2 separate regions of the Homo sapiens genome follow, and region 2 is linked to region 1. Evidence: chromatin loops called from intact Hi-C (ENCODE). Cell type or tissue: ascending aorta. All regions are shown on one strand. Each heading gives the region's core, and the rest is flanking DNA. Links, peaks and the distances in the headings are about the cores only.

What was found. Peaks named below come from ENCODE experiments on the same cell type or tissue, not always from the same donor. Only the 100,000 strongest peaks of a DNase experiment are listed, where the experiment ranks them.
Region 2: a loop joins it to region 1, with 2.4 times the contacts of the local background. A loop is called at or near these places in 2 of 110 quality-filtered maps.

The regions. Positions count from the first base shown.
Region 1 is chr6:4,657,879-4,663,444 of GRCh38, forward strand. No RefSeq gene overlaps it. Among named protein-coding and RNA genes, the nearest start is that of KU-MEL-3, 50 kb to the left of the region's middle. RefSeq lists an enhancer at 2,564-3,382. In ascending aorta, for the core only: a CTCF peak has its summit at 3,016; a DNase peak (open chromatin) is centred at 3,209; H3K4me3 peaks cover 712 bases; H3K27ac peaks cover 1,041 bases.
Region 2 is chr6:4,349,900-4,355,465 of GRCh38, forward strand. No RefSeq gene overlaps it. Among named protein-coding and RNA genes, the nearest start is that of LINC02533, 140 kb to the right of the region's middle. In ascending aorta, for the core only: a CTCF peak has its summit at 2,422; a DNase peak (open chromatin) is centred at 2,182; H3K4me3 peaks cover 1,067 bases; H3K27ac peaks cover 1,300 bases.

The sequences.
Region 1 (5,566 bases), core at 428-5,427:
CTAAAACTAACAATACAGATAAACTTTTCAAGATTTGTCAAGACAAGAAGATAGAAGTCACAATAAGTAATATTATGAATGAAATGGGGGGTGTTATACATAAAGTATCCATAATACATAATAAGAGAATATGACCAAAAACAATATGCCAAAAATTTTGAAAACTTAGATAAATATCTACAAAACATAATTTATTAAAACTGACTTAAGCAAAAAACCAAAAGGTAAAACTTGAATAATGCTATAATTATTAAAGAAAAATTATTCTCACACACACACAAAAAGTACCAAGCCCCCATGGGTTTACAGGTGAGGTGAAATTTTCAAGGACCAGATCATCTAGACAAAAGAAATTCTTCCGGACAAAAGAAAAATTCTTCCAGACAAAAGAAAATGAGGGATTACTCCCTAACTCCTCTTATAAGGGGAGATGTTAAAGGAGAATGGACAGTGAACACAATTAAGAAAAATCGCTGCCCCATGGAACTTACGTTCTAGGGTGAGTATGGGAGGGACACACAGTAAATAGGTAAAAGATACAGTATGATAGATGGTGGTAACTGTTACGGAGAAAACTAAAACAAGAAAGACCCAGGGGAAGTGGGTGATGCCATTTTAAGTAGGATGGTCAGGGTGGACCTCACATTTCAGGAAGACCTGAAGGAGGTGAGAGAAAGAGACCCATTTTTGACTGGAGGAAGAACAGCGCAGTCAGAGGGAGCAGGAAGTGCGAAGGCCCTGAGGTGGGAACACCACTGGCATGTGCAGGGGTGAGACAGAGGAGTGTATGACTGGGAGAGGGCAGGTAACAGGAAGGAGAGTAGGAAATGAGGGGCCAGACCTCGACTGTGACTCAAGAGAGTGCAGCACAGGAGTGGCAGGATCTGGCTTACATTTTTGCAGGATCACCCTGCTATTATGTTGAAAATGCACTGAAGGAGTGACGGTGGAAGCAGACCCTTTAGGAGGCTATTGCAGCAATCCGGACAGGAGATGATGGCGGCTCAGATGAGGTGGTGCCGTGGAGGAGGAGGGCTTACATTCTGGGCAAACCTGAAAGATGCAGTCTACAGGATTTACTCGTGGATTGAATTGGGGTGAGAAAGACAGAAGGAGTCCTGGGGGATCCAGGGCTTTGTTTGGGCTGGAGCAACTGGAAGGATGAAGTTTCTGTTGAATTTGATCCTTCAAACCACAAAGAGAATGAGAAGAGAGTGGGGAGAGAGACAGGGAGACAGACAGAGGGGTAGAGAGACAGAAATTTTCACATGCTTCTCTTAAGAAAGCCAGCCTCCCCAGCACCACCCCAAAGTCAGCCATGAGGCAAGAGCAAATGGCTGTTTGAGGAGACAGAGAAACAGCATCATAGACAGGCATGACGCAGGAGAAGCAAGATGCCAGTTTTCAAAAAGTAGAACAGAGATTGTGCACATAGCCAGCAAGAAAAAGCAGTGGATTTTCATAAAACCTACATTTTTTATTATTATACTTTAAGTTTTAGGGTACATGTGCACAACATGCAGGTTTGTTACATATGTATACATGTGCCATGTTGGTGTGCTGCACCCATTAACTCATCATTTAACATTAGGTATATCTCCTAATGCTATCCCTCCCACCTCCCCCCACCCCACTACAGGTCCCAGTGTGTGATGTTCCCCTTCCTGTGTCCATGTGTTCTCATTGTTCAATTCCCACCTATGAGTGAGAACATGCAGTGTTTGGCTTTTTGTCCTTGCGATAGTTTGCTGAGAATGATGGTTTCCAGCTTCATCTATGTCCCTACAAAGGACATGAACTCATCATTTTTTATGGCTGCATAGTATTCCATGGTGTATATGTACCACATTGTCTTAATCCAGTCTATCATTGTTGGACATTTGGGTTGGTTCCAAGTCTTTGCTATTGTGAATAGTGCCGCAATAAACATGCGTGTGCATGTGTTTTTATAGCAGCATGATTCCTTAATTTTTTTTTTTTTTTTAGAGACAGGGTCTTGCTATGTTGCCCAGGCTGGTCTCAAATTCCTGGGCTCAAGCCATCCTACTGCCTCAAAAGTGCTGGCATTACAGGCATGATCCACAGTGCTGGGGCAAAACCCATATTTTAATATTGCTTACCAAGACAGACTTATAGCACCTCAGTGAGGCTGGCAGTGCAGTGATGATTAGGTGAACTTACAGAGGGAAAAATGGAGGCCTAGTGGTTAAGTGACTGGCCCAAGGTCACACTACCAGTAAGAGCGATTACTGGGACTAAGCCCAGAGCTTCTCACTTGCAGTCTGGGGCTCCACCCAGCCCACACTTTCTTCCTGTAAGGTCACTGCAGAATTCTCTCATTTGTTTCTTTCTGCAGCTTGTTTTCTTAAGCCACTTATTTCAGGGTTGCTTTTATGAACAGCCTGAGTTAACCTCAATAGCTATGATTTCACTGTCAATAAAACAGCTTTACTTGATGCTCTCTCTCAACCCTCTGAACATATTTTTGTTCAAAATAATGTCCTCAGCAAATGGGGAAAAAAGCAAACTCCACTTCCACCCTGCCCACCACCCACCACCCCTCCATATTCTGACATAAAATAGACACCAGCCACAGTTAACTGTGGCATTTGAGTCCATTTATGACACCATGCAGCTCCCATGGCCAGGCGAGGAGCCTGGCAACCCCAGCCCCAGCGGGCAGGAGCGCTGGTCCCACCATGCCCTGGAGGAAGGGAAGCCCCAGAAAGCTGAATGCCCTGTGCCCGATTTATAAATAGCTCTTCAGAGGCATGGGCTCTCACGGGCGGCCCCTGCCAACTCCCTTCTGGCGGCCTTTAATTTTTCCATGCCAGGCCCACCTTGTACCCGACCCCGCCCCACAAAACAAAGGTCCACCCTGTGTGGGATCCTCAGCCCAGCAGCCCCCCTCCCACCCCAGGGGCACGCCCCACCTTTACTCAGGCCAGAGATGGTTGAAAAGCAGCAAGACCTCGGGAGGGCACAAGAGGGCTGAGGAGGCAAGAAACTTCACTAGGACGCCCCCGCAGCAGGGATTGGGGGGGCCAGCTGCCAGCCCTCTTGGCTGGTCCTGGCCTCCCTTCCTCCCACAGTTCCGTCTCTGCTGTTGTCTCCAACAGGCAGGGTCTGATCTGCCCCCACCCCACACCCAACACTTGTTCTTAAAGGAGGAGGAGGACCATGACGTCTACCAGTAAAAATAATCCCTGTGTGCAACGATATTTACATTCTTCTTCCACTGTACAGTACAACCCTTCCAGCAGCGCTGGGGACAAGCCAGGAGACGGTGACTGTGCTCCCGGGGCCCGACCCTGTGGAGACTCAGCTTTCCTCCCATTCTCTGGCCAGGGAGCTCCACGGTCCATCTGTGGACAGCTCTCTTTGCAGGAAAGCTCTTCTCTATGAGGATGAGCACCACCTCCTCTGGCCCAGGATCGACCCCCACAGGGACTTCTGCCCAGACAAGCCATTTGGACTTTGCCCCCCATCACCATGGCCATCAGCTATCAGGAGAGAACCAGCAGCAGCCCTGGCTCCCACCAACCACGACACATGACTCCGTGGCCCCTTCCCAACATACCTGGGCTCTGAGCTTTGCGTGCGTCCCCCGCCTCTCTCACTGCCTATTTATGTGCAAAGTGAGCTACCTCTTCCCAGGAGTCCTGAGCCAGCTCCCAGCCACATGCAGGCCCTGAGCATGCGCTCTTCCGTGGTTTACCTGTATAGCCCCCCAGCAGTCCCAGGAGGCAGGGGCTACTACTCTTCCCTTTTCACAGCCTAGGCCAGGGAAGCCCTCAGTTAGGCAGTCTGCCTTGAGAGAGGTGAAGCTCCCGGCCTGGTGTCTAGAAAGCAGCAGCAGCAGCACCAACAGGTACTAAAGATGAACCCAGCTGTACATGCTCATAGGCACCTGTCTTCCCTGTTGGGAGGCTGAGGCAGGAATGTGAGACCAGCCTGGGCAAAATAGCTAGACCCCATCTCTAAAAGAAAAAAAAATTAAAAACTTAGCTGAGCATGGTGGCTTATGCCTATAGTCCCAGCTACTGGGGAGGCTGAGATGGGAGGATCACTTGAGCCCAGGAGTTTGAGGCTACAGTGAGCCATGATCATACCACTGCACTCCAGCCTGGGAAACAGAGAGATCCCTTCTCTACCAAAAATAAAAAAAAATTTTAATGACCCCAGAACTCTGAGTTCATAATTGGTTGAGTGCAGACTGGATGCAGCAAGTCACGCCTGTAATCCCAGCACTTTGGGAGGCTGAGGCGGGAGGATTGCCTGAGCTCAGGAGTTCGAAGCCAGCCTGGACAATGTGGTGAAACCCCGTCTCTACAAAAAATACAAAAATTAGCCAGGTGTTGCAGTACACGCCTGTAGTCCCAACTACTCGGAGTGGGGGCTGAGGTGGGAGGATGGCTTGAGCCTGGGAGGCAGAGGTTGCAGTGAGCCAAGATTGCACCAGACTTTGTCTCTAAATAAATAAACAAACAAGTAAATAAATAAATAAATGGGTGAGGCCAACATGAAGAAGAATGAAGGAAGTGTTACTGGAGAGGACTGAAGACTGTTTTGGATTCTAGCTGGGTCAGACGGTTGGGGGCTGGGGGACGCACTCCAGAGACAGGAACCGGAGCGGGCACAGGCACACAGAGGCGTGTCTTGGAACATCTGCTATTTTAACAGGAATGTGGGAAAAGGAAAATCTGGGGCGTTGGGCTGGATGGAGGGCCCTTTAACAAATGCCCACCGAGCTCCCCGCAGGCTCTCTCAGGATCTGGGGAAGGAGGACCAGCCATGTGGCAGTTCCACATGACTCATTCATCCTTTAACCACATTCCCTGTCACACAGCTCAGGGAGGAGGACTACGTGGTGGCAGGCTGGGGAGTGATCTTCCGTCCCACCAGACAGGAGCCCACCCAGGACACTGCAACCCAGACCCTTCCCCTCAGAGGCCAAGCCCCAGCTCAACCAATTCACTTGCTCCTTCTCACTTCAACTCCAATGAATGCCAATAAAATCTCAGCCATGAATGGAACAGATGCCTGCAAACATTTTTATTATTAAAATAATGCCTTCCTTGTATGAACATCTCATAATTGAGGGTCAAATATAAGCAAAAAGCAGACTCAAAGCCAGCCATCCCTGGTTGACTTGTTGACAAAATAATTCACAGACAGTTCCCAGGCCCTCGGCCACAGAGCTGTAAACAAGCTTCCAGTTGCTGAACGAACCATAATAGACCCGAGATAAAACCATTCGTCTTCAAGTCATCTCAGGACCCAGGAGTGCCAATTCAAATGGTCACGCACAAGCACAAAACACCGAGCATGAAACATCACGTTTCTGCTGTATTTGATTTCTGTACATTTTCAATGAAATGTCTGGGCATTTCAGTATGGCTAAGTCAGTCTAGGGGTATTAGGAATCAGCCGGGTAAACCAGTGCCCTGGGAAATGTCCCAAGCCAGCTTAGGCATGATCTGAAAAGTCCCTGCAAGTTTCTCTTGCTTTGTATGTTACTCAGTGATAACAGTAATTCAATTCCATTCCAGAACAACAATATACA
Region 2 (5,566 bases), core at 147-5,146, 310 kb before region 1:
CTACACAAAGCCAAGAAACACCAGTGATCCATTGTGGCCCTTCTTCGTGGCCTGACTATGGCCTCAGAATCCAGATGTTCCTCAGTATATAAAAGCAAAAGGACCAAGTATCTTGCAGTAGCCACAGAGGTGCCTGCCTGCAAGCAAACCTTTTGCAGAGATCACAGCTGATTGAAACCTCCGGGAAGCTGCACCTCTGGATCCATCAGGGTGTTCGCACCTGGCCGCACTTCTGCCAGCTGCCTCCGGCCAACACTGAGCCTGGCAGTGGTGCTAGAAGTGGGCCATTCTTGCCCTCTGGGTGATTCCCTTTATGGGCAGCTTTGGCTCAAGGACTTGCCATCTGTCTGCCTAGGACTCGCTCAGGACTGCCATGAGATCTGGGGCTCTTCCTGTCCAATGCTCCTTCCCTCTCAGCTTCTCCTGCTCCCACCTCCTTAGGCTTCACAGGTGGCTATCCCCTAGAATCTCTTGCACTTTGAATTTTATTTCAGTATCTGCTTCTTGGAGGACACATGCCCATTACCAATTAATTGTGTCACATTTAAGTCTAAAACTTTTGCTGTTCCTCTTCTTGAAAATGGGAAACCATGGACATTTGGGAGGCAGGGGGTGAAATGCTTAGTCTGTCCCTCAGCAGTGTGAGCAAAACGCATTTGACTAGAGTCAGGGAGGCAAATTAGGGTTACTGCTGTAATTCAGGCTGTGCACACCTGGACAAGGGTGGTGGCAGCGGGACTGGAAAAGAGGAGTGGCCACAAGTGACATAGCCACATCTGCCTCATCTGACTGCCATCTCTCCAATCAGCATGGAAAAAAATGATAAACAATGGGTTTTTTTAAGGAAAGAACACTGACGTAGAGGTCAGGAAGCCTGGGCTCAGCTCCAGCACTAACCAGCCGTGCACCCCAGGAAATGACAGCAGCTCTCTGAACTCAGCTTCCAACACCTGGAAATGGACAGGGAGGGGTGGGATGAGGTGATCTGGCAATTCACTAGTGTTCTCACATGCAGCCCTCCCCTTTTAACGTAACACAACATTTGCCATTTTAGTCATTTTTAGGGGTACAGTTTAGTGGCATTAGGAAAATTACACTGTAAGAGTGAATGAGGCATCACCCAACCCTCAGGAGCTGTCCAGAGAAGGAGGTGGAGTTTGTGCATGGGGAAGATACAAGACATACAATAGTAAGTGGTATTGGATGCCACAGTATCCACTAGATGGATGTTATGCACCCATCACCAACATCCATCTTCAGGACTTTTTCATCTCCCCAAACGAAAACTCTGTCCGCATGAAACACCAACTCCCCATTTCCCCTCCTTCCCCAGCAGCTCCTGGCCCTTCTCATGCTACTTTCCGTTGTTATGATTTTGACTACTCTAGTACTGCATGTACGTGGAATCACACAGTATCTGTCCTTTTGTGTCTGGCTGATTTCACTGAGCATAATGTTCCTCCATGTTGCAGTGTGTCAGAATTTCCTTCCTTTTCAAGGCTCAATAATATTTCATTGTGTAGATGACCACATTCTGTTTATCCATTCATCACTAAGAGACACTTGGATTTCTTCCACCATTTGGCTGTTGGGAATAATGCTGCCATTAACACGGGGGTGTAAATATCTCTTCCAGATCCCGTGTTTGATTCTTTGGGGTGTATACCCAGAAGTGGGATTGTTGGGTCACACGGTAGCTTGCTGTTGTCTAAGCAGCGCTTTCCCAAACTTCCCAACAGAGCAGCCACACAGCCACTGTAAATGAGTGCAGGAACTAGTAACCGTCCAGTAGTGGCCAACATATCACGCTCTATTTTACGAATTCACCCAGATTCAGCATTCTGCATCACATCATATCCTTGTTTGTTTATAAAAGTGTTGCTTTATACTACATTCCAGTGTAAGGAACACTTTGCTCTGCAGAGTCCAAAAAGCCCTGCTTCTCCTGTGGCTTCCCCGGGCTGGGCTGTGATGGCAGTGCCCAGCTGGACGAGCACCCAGAACAGGGTTGCAGTTAAGATCCCGTCCAGCTCTGACACTCTCTGACTTAAAGCAACACCCCTCCCAGTGGCTTCTTCATTTTCAACAAAAGTGAAGTGAGCTCAGGACTCTTGCTGCCGAGCCAGGAGGCGTGAGTCACTAGCCATGGGAATTTCAGGCATCTGCGTGTGTGCGATGGCGGCTGGAAATGGAGAGGGAGCATTTCTAGAGCTGAAATGTCGCAGAGGCACAGCCCCCAGTGGGTCTGGCACAAAAGCAGCGTTATATCGAGAGGCCTGGCAGCGCTGCCTGGGCTTGTTTCCCAGCTCTTGCAGCTCTCGGGGGGTTCTAGAAGATCGTCCAGACTATGACTCATTCCTGTGTTACTGTAATAGAGAAAGAAGTAGGTGGCAGTGTGACATGGATTTCACGGAGAATTAGTGAGAAATCTGTGTCCACTCAAGCACATTTTATGTTGTCTGAATGTGAGGATTCTCCTTTGGGCTGTTTATGGGCAGGGTGGGAGAGAGATCGCAGAGGTGCAGTCATGGGCTTCCAGAGGCTTTTTACAATTCTGTAGTGGCCATGCTGGGAAGACGCCCTGAGAAGACACTGCGACTGTCCATGTGACAGCTGCGGGAGTGAAAGCCATTGGAAATTCCTCCAAACCCATTGAGCCAAGGCTGCCACTGCCATGTCCCATCCAGGTGAGGCTTTGGCCAGAGCTGGCTATGGACTGGTTTGCATTTCCCTGCTTTTGATTTCCCTGACAGTCTACGGTGGAAATGCCCATGGGGAGTGAGGAGATGGAAGAGAACACAAAGGCAGACAGGAAAGGCTGAGAAGGTTCTCCCATTGGACACATAGTCCTCAGATGCATGAACTGTCCCTTGAGAGAGAGGAGTGGGACTGTAGGTCTAAATTCACATCACTGTAAATTCCATTTGTATCTTCACGGGATGTGACGAGGACCATAATGTCAACGCTCTTGAGACGTCTGCCCACAGGTGCCCTCGTGCTGAAGCTTTCCCTCCCAGCTCCCATTTCAGGAATGAAGTGTTTCTTCCCCTAGCTGCAGCAGATGTCACCAGTGGACAGTCTTCAGTGGACAGCTCTCTTCTGGAAATACCCTAGCTGAAGGGAGCCAGTCTAAGCTGCACAGCTCTTCCTGATGCAGACTATACACCAGCCATGATGCCGAAGTCAACTTGCAAGTGGAGAGAGAAGGAATTCAGACCAGAAATGGACTAGGGTTCACAGCTGAAAAATACCAGTAGTGGCCATGAGGTAGGTTGTGTGAGCCACAGACCTGAGAGACACCGTGGGCAGCAGCAGGAGAGGCGGTGGTGACAGAGGCCAGCACCCCAGGCCCCTGGTCTGCAAACACCTCCAGTGAAGCCAGGGCAGAGTGGTGACCAGGCGCCATCCTCCTCCACTGTCATGACAGCAGGTGAGACCTGGAATGTGTGTGCAACCCCACAGGGAGCCAGGATCAGGAACACTTGAATTCATTAAAGTAAAGTAACCCCAAACTGACAGAGAAGCCTTGAACTGAAAGAGAAATTACTTAATTGCCTGAGAAATAGCTAAATTTATTTTTGCACACCTGAGGCTTGTGAACAATCTGAACTTCATACCTGCTCCACAGTGTTTGCAGTTTAATCACTTCTTTCCTGCTTTTCATTACAACGGCAGGGGGAACAGAATAGGGTGCCAGGACAAGGCCCACAGACACAGCTCAGTAAGCTCTCCAGCTCTCCAACAAAATCCTACCTGCGAGGGTGTGGCAGCCATGGAAATGCCTTGCTCAAATCTCTCTGCAAGAGAAGCTTCTGTGGAGAACACTGCTGACTACAGCCTCCAGCTGCTAAGCCTTGGATCCATCATGGCGGCCAAGCCAGGTCCCACCTCCCCAGGCTACCCAGAGAGGGTGCCAAAGCCAGGACTCTGGAGGATTCCTCTTCCTGGCAGCTTTGGCCCAGGGACTCCCAGTGGCCCAACTGGGACTCTCAGGGCTTCTGTGACATCTGAGGCTCCTCCTGACCATCCTTCTTCCCTCTCTGCCCTCACAGGGGTCAGACCCGCACTTCAGTCTGAGGGTCCTCCCTGCCTTCCTATGCTCCCTCCCCTTTGTCACCAAATGTCTCCTCCAATAAACCTCTGGCATGTCTACTCTAGTCCTAGCATCTGCTTTTCAGAGCACCTAAACTGACAAGGGAGAAGGAAGATGTTCCCTGGAAAGCACTCAGCATAAAAAAAACAAGAGATGGCCTGAGGATCTTGACTCGGGAATAGGCTTTGCTAGAGAGAGGCAGGGATCAGAGCGTAGTATGCCATCTTGTGTTTGAAGCCAGCGTTGGCCCAGCTCCCTGGACTCCTGTTTGGGTTCTGAAGTCAGAGGATGTGACAAAAACGTTCATCAAACTTTGCGACATGCTAGGGGGTGCCTCTCCACCAGAGTGTAACCCAAAGCGGGGGCATTCTCTCCAATATGGACACGAGTCCAGCTTGGAATCCCTAAGATCTCCCGGTTGATCTCCCAGTGTTCCTGGTGGGGGCTCCCTCCCAGGCCTGCAGCAGCCTTGGCAGGCAGAGCAGCTACCTGCAGGAGGGACCTGTGTGGAACAGCACTGGAGTGGCACCTGTGACATCAGAACCAACTGACTGCTTGCTTGTTTGGTGGTTGCTGTTTTATTTTCTCTAATGACACCCCTCCAGCTTCAAAATACCATGGTTTTATTCCACGTAGGTCTTGCCTCCCTGACCAGACTGTAAGCTCCCTATGTCAGGGATTATATTTTCTGTGTTTTCATCCATTTCTAGGGACATCATAGAAATCCAGGATATACTGGTTGGCCATTGGTAGTTACATAATTGTCCAAATTTTATTTTTTATTTTTATTTATTTTTTTGAGATGGAGTCTCACTCTGTCACCCAGGCTAGAGTGCAGTGGCATGATCTTGCTCATTGCAACCTCCACTGAGTTCAAGCGATTCTCCTGCCTCAGCCTCCCAAGTAGCTGGGTGAACGTCACCACATCCCACTCATTTTTGTATTTTTAGTAGAGACGGTGTTTCACCATGTTGGTCAGGCTGGTCTTGAGCTCCTGACCTTAAGTGATTTGCCCACCTCAGCCTCACAGAGTGCTGGGATTACAGGTATGAGTCACTGTGCCCAGCCTCAAAATTTATTTTAGACCTTCAACTCTTTGTATAGTTTCATGTGCAAGGGCACTATATCAATACTGTTTGAGGATGGTTATTTTCCAATTGCTATTCCTCTTGATATGAAAGCTATGATGAGCAAGAAATTCAGAGATATAAAAAGAAATTGTTTTTTCAAAAGATGAATTTATCAACTCACGATAACATACCAGGCATAGTGATGGGCTTTGCAGGGGGAATGATGACACAAAGATGAGCAGGACACAACCCCTGTCGTGCACTCATGTGGCCTGATGGGAGGGACAGGCATGAATCAATAGGTCTTATACAATAGGATAAGAGCTACAGAGTCTGGGGACCCGGGGGTTCTGACGGCACAGGAAAGAGGGTGACTAACTTTATCTTGAAATCCTCAGGAACG